Linked DNA regions of Homo sapiens: region 2 is linked to region 1. Evidence: chromatin loops called from intact Hi-C (ENCODE). Cell type or tissue: ascending aorta. All regions are shown on one strand. Region 1 has its middle 16 kb from the start of CAMK1D. Region 2 overlaps CAMK1D (calcium/calmodulin dependent protein kinase ID).

Region 1 (5,000 bases):
CACCCTCTGCCTACCCTCCACCCTCCAGTGGGCCCTGCTCTCTGTTGTTCCCTTTTTATCCATCTGTACTCAATGTTTAGCTCCCACTTATGAGTGAGAACATACAGTATTTGGTTTTCTTTTTATTTTGAGATGGCATCTCGCTCTGTGGCCCATGCTAGAGTGCAGTGATGGCATCTCAGCTCACTGTAACCTCTGCTTCCCAGGTTCAAGCGATTCTCCTGCCTCAGCCTCCTGAGTAGCTGGGATTACAGGTGTGCACCACCATACCTGGCTAATTTTTATATTTTTAGTAGAGATGGGGTTTTGCTATGTTGGCCAGGGTGGTCTTGAACTGCTGACCTCAAGTGATCCACTCACCTTGGCCTCCCAAAATGCTGGGATTACAGGCGTGAGCCCCTGTGCCTGGCCAGCATTTGGTTTTCTGTTCCTGTGTTATTAACTTAGGATAATCACCTCCAGCTCCATTCATGTTGCTGCAAAGGACATGATTTTGTTCTTTTTATGGCTGCGTAGTATTCCATGGTGTGTATGTTCCAGATTTTCTTTATCCAATCCACCATCGATGGGCATCTGGTTGATTCCATGTCTTTGCTATTGTGAATAGTGCTGCGATGAACATATGAGTGCATATGTCTGTATGGTATAACAATCTATAGCAAGATAGCTTTTGACAGATGGGGAAATTGAGGCATCAGAACTTGCCCAAGATCACAAGGCTCATCAGAAAAGAGTGGAGCCTGCAATAAGTTTCCATCTGAAAGCAAAACCCGCTGTGCTGTCCTGCTCCAGAGAATGTCACTGAGAGGAGGACTGCAATGCTTCATTTTATGTGTCAACTTGATGGCACCACGGGGTAACGATGAAGTAGAAAACCCTCCCCATTGTGGGAGGGCATCGACCAATCCACTGAGGGCCTGAATAGAGCAAACAGTTGGAGGAAAGAGGAATTTGCTCCTTTTTCCCCTTCCTGGCTGATTGTTTGAGCTGGGACATCCAATTTCTCCTGCCCTGAGGTCAGGAGTTCGAGACCAGCCTGGCCAACGTGGTGAAACCCCGTCTCTACTAAAAATACAAAAACTAGCCAGGTGCGGTGGTACTTGCCTGCAGTCCCAGCTGCACAGGAGGCTGAGGCACGAGAATCACTTGAATCCGGGAGTTGGAGGTTGCAGTGAGCCGAGGTCACACCACTGCACTCCAGCCTAGGTAACAACAAAAAAAACCTTGGAAAAATGTCTAGGTCTGTATTTATCACTACTTGGTCCTGAGAGTGGCACTGAGGACAGAGATCACATCCAGAGGTTCTGTTCTGCTGCTACTAGCATGGGAAAGCCCAGTGTTCCTTGATACCAGTACAGATGTGAAGCCTTTTCCCTTCAGCTATCTGCCTTCTGCTGAGAAAGGAGAGAAGCCAGAAGCAGGTTTCCCCACCTGTCCCATGTGCACCGACCCCGCACACGCTCACCTATGACAATGTTACTCATGCCATTTCCCTAAGGCATTTAAGTCACCGGGCAATTAAAACCCAAGATGCTGGGTGTGTGGATCCAATCAGGGCAGCCTTCACAACGCCCAATTATTACCCGGAAATCCAGCATTGTTCTGGAATCCCTGAGGTTTCTTCAAGATGACACTTGCATTTCTAAGCACAGAACTCCAACTTCTTCTTCATTACCCTACCGGCCTATTTCCCAGGAAGTAAACAAGCACAATGTCATCATTCTATTCTATCCCGAACCTTCCTACAGCTCCCTGGCAGAAGGTTAGCGGGGGTTTTCTCTCTCTAGTTTGGCTGACTCAGATCTCTCCTCTCCCCCTGGTTGCCTTGAGGAGGCCGAGGTTCTAGGTTTTCTGGTTTCAAAATAAATTGGCAGAAATCTGAAATGATGCCAATACCGCCTTCCTGCCCGCAGGCAGCTGGGTCCCAGTGGGAGGTCTCTTAGCAACCAGGCTCAAATCAAATATTTGGGCGTCTGGACACATTCTGATTGGAATGAGATCATAAACAAAAACTTCTCTCTTTCCCTCAACCCAGTTACCAAGCCCCTGGGTTGCTGCCCTGCACCAGGGAAGTCCGTGACTCATGCGGAACCTTCAGTTACAGGCAGGCCCCACAATGAGACATCGCAGTCCCAGACGGCCAGGCCAGAGATCCACTTCTATTTCTGTCTTGATAGGTAGCCTTGCACAAGACATGCCAGCTTCAACTTTTTTGTGGCTGTGCCTACCTAAAACCCAAAGTTTTAATTTGATCCCAAAGTTTTAAAGGAGCTTCTGCACGCAGCTCCTTCCAGAAATCAAACTGTTCCCAGGTTCAAGGAGGCATGAGCTTCAGTTCAAGTCAGAAGCAAACCAGAAGAAACGAGGGTTTCTGAGTCCTCTCTTCCTCCATCTGCCATCTCGTCCTTCTCTCCACCTTCCCTGCAAGTGACAAATGACGCAGGGTTGAGAGAAGGGGCAGATGGATGCTAGCCAAGGGTAGTTTCACATCTTTTATTTTCCAACCTCTAATCCCAAGTTTTGTACACTCAGAAAAACAAAATACACCAATTTTGGCTTTGGTTGCTAATTTCAATTGGTATCCTTACACACAGGGGAGATTTTATCTCAGTTTTTTTTTTTTTTTTTTTTTTTTTTTTTTGAGATAAAGTCTCACTCTGTCCCTCAGGCTGGAGTGCAATGACGCGATCTTGGCTCACTGCAGACTCCGCCCAGCTAATTTTTGTATTTTTTTAGTACAGACGGGGTTTTGCCATGTTGGGTAGGCTAGTCTCGAACTCTTGAACTCAGGTGATCCACCCACCTCGGCCTCCCAAAGTGCTGGGATTACAGACATGAGCCACCATGCCCAGACATAAAACTCTATTGTATGGATATAAAAGCTGAGATAAAGTCTCCCCTGTATATAAGGATACCAATTGTCACCTTTAAAGATACCCTACCCCTTACCCTGGGGGACAAACATTGCCAGGTCCTAAATAAGCACTTAAAGAATTGAATTAGCACCCAAAACACCTGGAAAGTCATTTCTTCTTTCAGTGGTAATAAGCAAGTGGTAAATTAGGCACCACTGGTTTGCCTCCACCATGCTCTAATTTTGTGGCTTCAAGGGCGGCAGGTTGCGTAACTCCTCTCAGTCTCAGTTTCCATATCTGGAAAATGGAAATAATAGTAGTACAGACAGTCGTCTACTTACAATAATTTAACACATAATTTTTCTTTTTTTTTTTTTTGAGACAGAGTTTTGCTCTTGTCGCCCAGGCTGGAGTGCAGTGGCACGATCTTAGCTCACCGCAACCTCTGCCTCCTGGGTTCAAGCGATTCTCCTGCCTCAGCCTCCTGAGTAGCTGGGATTACAGATGCATGCCACCATGCCCAGCTAATTTCTGCATTTTTAGTAGAGACAGGGTTTCACCACCTTGGCCAGGCTGGTCCTGAACTCCTGCCCTCAGGTGATCCGCCCACCTTGGCCTCCCAAAGTGCTGGGATTACAGGCATGAGCCACCACGCCAAGCCTAACTTAGAATTTTTCAGCTTTATGATGATGTGAAAGCAATTTGCATTTAGTAGAAACTACTTTGAGGCCGGGTGTGGTGGTTCATGCCTGTAATCCCAGCACTTTGAGAGGCCAAGGTAGTCAGATCGATTGAGCCCAGGAGTTCAAGACCAGCCTGGGTGACATGGCAAAACACTGTCTCTACTAAAAATACAAAACTTAGACGTGTTGGCGAGCGCTTGTAGTCCCAGCTACTCAGGAGGCTGAGGCAGGGAGAATCATTTGAGCCTGGGAGGCGGAGGTTGCAATGAGCCATGACTGCACCACTGCACTCCAGCCTGGGCAACAGAGTGAAACCCTGTCTCAAAAAAAAAAGAAAAAAGGAAAAGAAACTATACTTCGAGTACCTATACAAATGTTCGCTTTTCATTTTCAGCACAGTGTTCAATACATTCCATGAGATACTCAATACTTTTTATTTATTTATTGAGACAGAGTTTCGCTCTTTCTGCCCAAGCTGGAGTGTAGTGGTGCAATCTCGGCTCACTGCAATCTCCGCCTCCTGGGTTCAAGGGATTCTCCTGCCTCAGCCTCCTGAGTAGCCGAGATTACAGACGTGCGCCACCACGCCCCGCTAGTATTTGTATTTTTAGTAGAGATGGGGTTTCACCATATTGGTCAGGCTGGTCTCAAATTCTTGACCTCATGAACCGCCCACCTCGGCCTCCCAAAGTGCTGGGATTACAGGCATGAGCCACCTTGCCAGGCATATTTATTTATTTTTTGAGAGGGACTCTTGCTTTGTCGCCCAGGCTTGAGTGAAATGGCACGATCTCAGCTCACTGCAACCTCTGCCTCCCAGGTTTAAGCAATTCTCCTGCCTCAGCCTCCCGAGTAGCTGAGATTACAGGCGTGTGCCACCATGTTCAGCTAATTTTTTTGCATTTTTAGTAGAGATGGGGTTTCACCATGTTGGCCAGGATGGTCTTGAACTCCTGACCTCAGGTGATCCACCTACCTCGGCCTCCCAAATCAACACTTTATTTTAAAATAGGCTTTGGGTGAGATGATTTTGCCCAACTATAGGCTAATGTAAGCGTTCTGAGCACATGTAAGGTAGGCCAGACTAAGATGTGATGTTGGGTGGGTTAGTTATACTAAATGCATTCTCAGCCGGGCATGGTGGCTCACGCCTGTAATCCCAGCATTTTGGGAAGCCAGGGTGGGCAGATCATTTGAGGTCAGGAGTTCAAGACCAGGTTGGTCAACATGGTGAAACCCTGTCTCTACTAAAACTAAAAAAATTGGTCAGGCGTGGTGGCTCACGCATGTAATCCCAGCATTTTGGGAGGCTGAGGCGGGCAGATCACCTGAGGTCAGGAGTTTGAGGCCAGCCTAGCCAACATGGTGAAACCCCGTTTTTACTAAAAATACAAAAATTAGCTGGGGGTGGTGGTGTGTGCCTGTAATCCCAGCTACTCAGGAGGCTGAGGCAGGAGAATCG
Region 2 (5,000 bases), 86 kb before region 1:
CCAAGGGAATAGAATAAAAACCACAAGGGCATGATCAGGAGCTATCAAAAAGTGTCCCAAGACTGGGCACAGTGGCTCACACCTGTAATCCCAGCACTTTGGAAGGCCAAGGCGGGCGGATCACCTGAGATCGGGAGTTCAAGACCAGCCTGACGAACATGGTGAAACCCCATCTCTACTAAAAATTAGCCAGGCATGGTGGTGGGCACCTGTAATCCCAGCTACTCGGGAGGCTGAGGCGGGATAATCGCCTGAACCCAGGAGGCGAAGGCTGCAGTGAGCCAAGATCAAGCCATTGCACTCCAGCCTGGGTGACAGAGCAAGACTCTGTCTCAAAAAAATAAGAGTCCCAAATACCTGCCCCCAAGCGAATAGAAAAAAAACCACAAAGGCATGATCAGGAACTATCAAAAAGAGTCCTGGGTAACCAGCCTGGCCAACCTTGCAAAACCCCACCTCTACTAAAAATATAAAAATTAGCCAGGCATGGTGATGCACACCTGTAGACCCAGCTACTTGGGAGGCTGAGGCAGAAGAATCGCTTGAACCCAGGAGGCAGAGGTCGTAGTGAGTCCAGATTGCACCACTGCACTCCAGCCTGGGCAACAGAGCAAGACCTTGTCTCAAAAAAAAAAAAAAAAAAAAAAAAAAAAAAAAGAATCCTGGATAAATGGCCCAGCATGACCAAGGGAGACAGTGGAATACGGCAAGAGCCACACTGAAACAGCAGCTATGGTTTGATCATTCTGGCTGGACTCAGCTATACTGCGGCTAGGGAACATCTGGGTTTGAAGCTCCGGGACATCATCGGGCAAAGCACACTGGGCTTGTCCTGCCCACACACACTGTGACCGCCGGTATTAACCGTAGAAACTAGATGCTTTATTCATAGGATTTTTCTCTGCACAGTAAAGCTCTCAGAGCAAAACACAGGCTGATCTGAGCTTGAGAGAAAGGGATTCCTATCCTAGGATGTGAACATGGGAAGGAGACCAGGCCCAGGTACCTGAAGCTTACACCCGCCTAGTCTTAGATTTCTTGATGGATTCTGGGCTTGCCTTCACCTCAACACCACGCCATTCAGCCTGTCCCGTCTCCTAAAGTGTAGAAGGCTGGAGATTATATGATACAGCCTGCAAGACTCTGAGTGGTGCTGTTCAAACCAGCAAGAAGGACTTCTCTGGCATGAGGGAAAGCAATACACCTGTCTCTCTCCCAGATAAAAGGAAGAGGCGAGCTCACAGAACAGACGTGGCAGGAGCTCCACCTGCAGCAGCCAACCTCCCCCTTGTCTGAGTACTGGAGCCCTCAGTTGTCCCAGATACCAACGTGAGCCCAGGGGAAAGATGACAGCCCTCTAAAAATGCAAGAAAACACATCGAACATTTCATTTTATAGGAGAGAAGTGGAGTCATTCTCAGGCAGGTTAGTAACTTGGCACTGGTCTTCATGGCCCTGATGTAATATACTTCGTTTTCTCCTGAAACCCCTGAAACCTTCCTGGATTATCCAACAGCTCTTAGCAAGACAGAGGCTGTTAGAAATATGCAGAATCCCTAAGTAGTTTGGGGGCACATTCCATTTTTCTAGACAATTAAAAAAAAAAGAGTATATTTGACTAAGGTGTCCACCAAAAAGTCCCAAACAAATCAATAAGGGTTAATTAGTAAACCTCAGTTACCTCAAGATCTTACTAAGCCATAAAATCCACTGCCAATAATGCCTTGTTGGAGTTATGAAAACAAAACAAAATAATTCATAAAGTAGTAAGAACTATTAAAGTAAAATCATTAAAGTTCATTCATTTGAAGTGGACCATCAAGGGTAATATGAAAAGGACTACTACTACTACATCAGCTGCCACCAGCTCTATCACTAAAATACCGTATTTTTTAAAGTTACATAGACATGGGCCAGGCGTGGTGGCTCACGCCTCTAATCCCAGCACTTTGGGAGGCCGAGACGGACAGATCACAAGGTCAGGAGTTCAAGACCAACCTGGTCAACAAGATGAAACCCTGTCTCTACTAAAAATATAAAAATTAGCTGGGCGTGGTGACAGGCACCTGTAGTCCCAGCTACTCGGGAGGCTGAGGCAGGAGAATGGCGTGAACCCGGGAGGCGGAGCTTGCAGTGAGCCGAGAGCTCGACACTGTGCTTCAGCCTGGGCGACAGAGCAAGACTCTGTCTCAAGAGAAAAAAAAAAAAAAGTTACATAGATGTCATTTTTCACTAAGGCTGAAAAAAGTATTCTATCTAATTATTCACTGCTTACTAAAAATTCTAAAAAACTCAACTTAGTTTATTAAATCACTATGACAACAGGATCCACCCAGAGTCATGTTTCTGGTGGAAAAGCTACTGTGGTAACCACTTATTTACAAAAGAAAACCTAACGAGAAAACCCAACATATACAAAGTCCTAAGAAGCTGAAAAAACAGTTTTTCTAATCTCAGTATTTTCTGCAACCTAGAAGTTAACAAGAACTCTATTTTTGCGTGTGTGTGTGTGTGTGTGTGTGTGTGTGCATTTTCTCTTCTGATCTAAGACTGAATCACTTTCTGGCTTCATTCAGAATCCACTGAGGCCCGGTGGGGAGTGAGGTGTGCAATTTTATGCACTAAGAAAACCACAGCGGTGACTCATGTCTAATATGTGCCCTGCATGTTGTCAAGAAAGGCTGTGGAAAAGTCAGGAAACAGGACTTGGCTCTGGTTATCGCGTGTATTTCCCCATTTTTCATAGTAACTTGGAAAATGTTGCTACCCAACATTGGAAAATGTTACTGCGCAGTGTTCACAGGTGTCGGGATAACCCAGTTCTATTCTGGGAACTTTGAGTTCCGTGGCCCCAGGCTCCCAACCTCACCTCCTTGAGTTTGGTTTTCTCACTCTTGCCTTTTATTTATTTTTTTTTTCATAGGGGCAGAAAGTAGGGGTGAGTATTCATGAGATCATGGCTGTTGAGTTTTGAGGAAAATATATGGTAAAGTCATTATAGCTTATAAAATCTCCCGTCCCTGGGGTTTTAAAAGGCAGGAGGGAATGCCATTCATTTGAGATGATGAAGTTTGAAACGGATGACCTCTCAGACACCTTTCCGAATGTGAGGTCCAAAAGAGACAGGGAAGTTCATTCAATAGGGAAAGTCAAGCACCAATGTTGAAACAGGCAGCTGCTCTTAAGTGTTCTGTGAGCAACGGCTTCGGACACACCACGCCCGCGACTGAGGCCTTCCACCTATGGCCACTCTCGGCTGAGGCCTTCCATCTATGGCCACTCTGCAGGACATCCCTCGGCAGGGGTGGACGGTCACTCCCCATCTCCCACCACGTGGGGGTCTGCAACTCCCAGACACACCCAGCAATTGGAACCTTTGCTCAACTGACTGATCAAGTCTTTTCTAGTAATACCTTCATTCGTTTTAATACTTTTTAAAAGGTTTCATTTTGGACTAGCAAATCAGAAAAAAAATTTAATGCTGATCACTGGCAAGGATGTGATAAGAAGGTCATGCTCACACATTGCTAGTTGGAGTGCAATACATAACTTTTTTTAAAATAAGAGAGAGTCTTGCTCTGTCACCCAAGCTGGAATGCAGTGCATGATCCTAGCTCACTGCAGCCTCAAACTCCTAGGTTCAAGCAATCCTCCCACCTCAGCCTCCCCAGTAGCTAGGACTACAGGCATATGCCACGGTGCCCAGCTAATTCTTTAAAATTTTTTGTAGAAATGAGGATGTGGCTATGTTGCCCAGACTGCTCTTGAACTCCTGGCCTCAAGTGACCCTCCCATCTCAGCCTCCCAAAGTGCTGGGATTACATGCATGAGCCAGATGCCCAGCCCATCTCCATCTCTAATCAGTCAACAGCTGGCCAAGCTTTCTTCTTTCACAAGGCATGGCCGCGTTGCAATCATATGTTTTGATGGCATGTTCTCTGCCTCATCTGACCTGCTGGACTGAGGCCTACCAAGTAATTCATTCTCCTCCCACACCCTGGGGATCCATATTCATTCTTGCTTACTGCATCATCTGGCAGGGCGAGGGCTTCTTTTAAAGAGCATCGAGGCCAGGCGTGGTGGCTCACTCTTGTGAGCACTTTGGGAGGCCAAGGCGGGCCTCTTGAGGCCTTGAGGTCAGGAGTTCGAGACCAGCCTGGCCAACATAGTGAAACCTCGTCTCTACTAAAAATACAAAAATTAGCCGGGTGTGGTGGCAGGCGCCTGTAATCCCAGCTATTCGGGAGGCTGAGGCAGGAGAATCACCTGAACCCAGGAGGCGGAGGTTGCAGTGAGCCAAGATCATGCCACTGCACTCCAGCCTGGGTGACAGAGTGAGGCTCCATCTCAAAAAAAAAAAAGGCAAAAAATAATTATTACTGTTATAAAGAGCATAGAGATGCCCACTACCCATTGGCCTTCCACATAAGAGTGTAGCCACTCCATCGCAGGACCTCCGTGTTCCTTGCTTACACAGCTCCCCAGATGGCCAGCCTCGGGCCTCCCCCAGCCCTCATTTCTGAAGGAGCCAGGAGGTAGAGGAAACACTAGGAGGCTTGGAACTCAACTGTGGCTGAACCCCAGTTCCCAGGCCAACAGCCCAGGGCCAAGCCATCTCCCCACCCCAGCCGGAGCCCCAGAGGCTGCCCTCTGCAGAACCCTGAGCAATTCCCCTGGCTGGATGCCACCTAAACAACTCCTGGTTACCTCTTGCTCTGTAAGGGATCCCGCCTCTGTTTTCTTTCTCTCGAACCTGTTTTCTCTGGCACAGCAGTATCCCCAAAATTCCTTGCTCTCTTCAAAACATGACATTGACAGTCTGTTCAAACCTCCCTGGAGCATCACCCAAATCCACAGTGTAGTTCTCCTGTTCTTTGTCTCTCTCTCTCTCTCTCAGTCTCTTTTTCTGTCTTACATACACACACAGATGGAAGAAGACTCAGAAGGTCATAGGGTCCATCATCCTGCGTCTAGGTAATAAAAATAATATTAACAGCTAA

Evidence for each region. Hi-C counts contacts between places; a loop is a spot of excess contacts. Peaks named below come from ENCODE experiments on the same cell type or tissue, not always from the same donor. Only the 100,000 strongest peaks of a DNase experiment are listed, where the experiment ranks them.
Region 2: it touches region 1 in a loop (6-fold over the local background); 4 of 110 quality-filtered maps call a loop at or near these places.

Annotation. Positions count from the first base shown.
Region 1 is chr10:12,330,863-12,335,862 of GRCh38, reverse strand. No RefSeq gene overlaps it. Among named protein-coding and RNA genes, the nearest start is that of CAMK1D, 16 kb to the left of the region's middle. In ascending aorta, no CTCF peak of the experiment used is centred here; DNase peaks (open chromatin) are centred at 2,072 and 2,728; H3K4me3 peaks cover 453 bases; H3K27ac peaks cover 3,116 bases.
Region 2 is chr10:12,417,169-12,422,168 of GRCh38, reverse strand. The region is part of intron 1 of CAMK1D (calcium/calmodulin dependent protein kinase ID); the gene reads right to left. Among named protein-coding and RNA genes, the nearest start is that of CAMK1D, 70 kb to the right of the region's middle. In ascending aorta, no CTCF peak of the experiment used is centred here; DNase peaks (open chromatin) are centred at 2,618, 3,245 and 4,008; H3K27ac peaks cover 728 bases.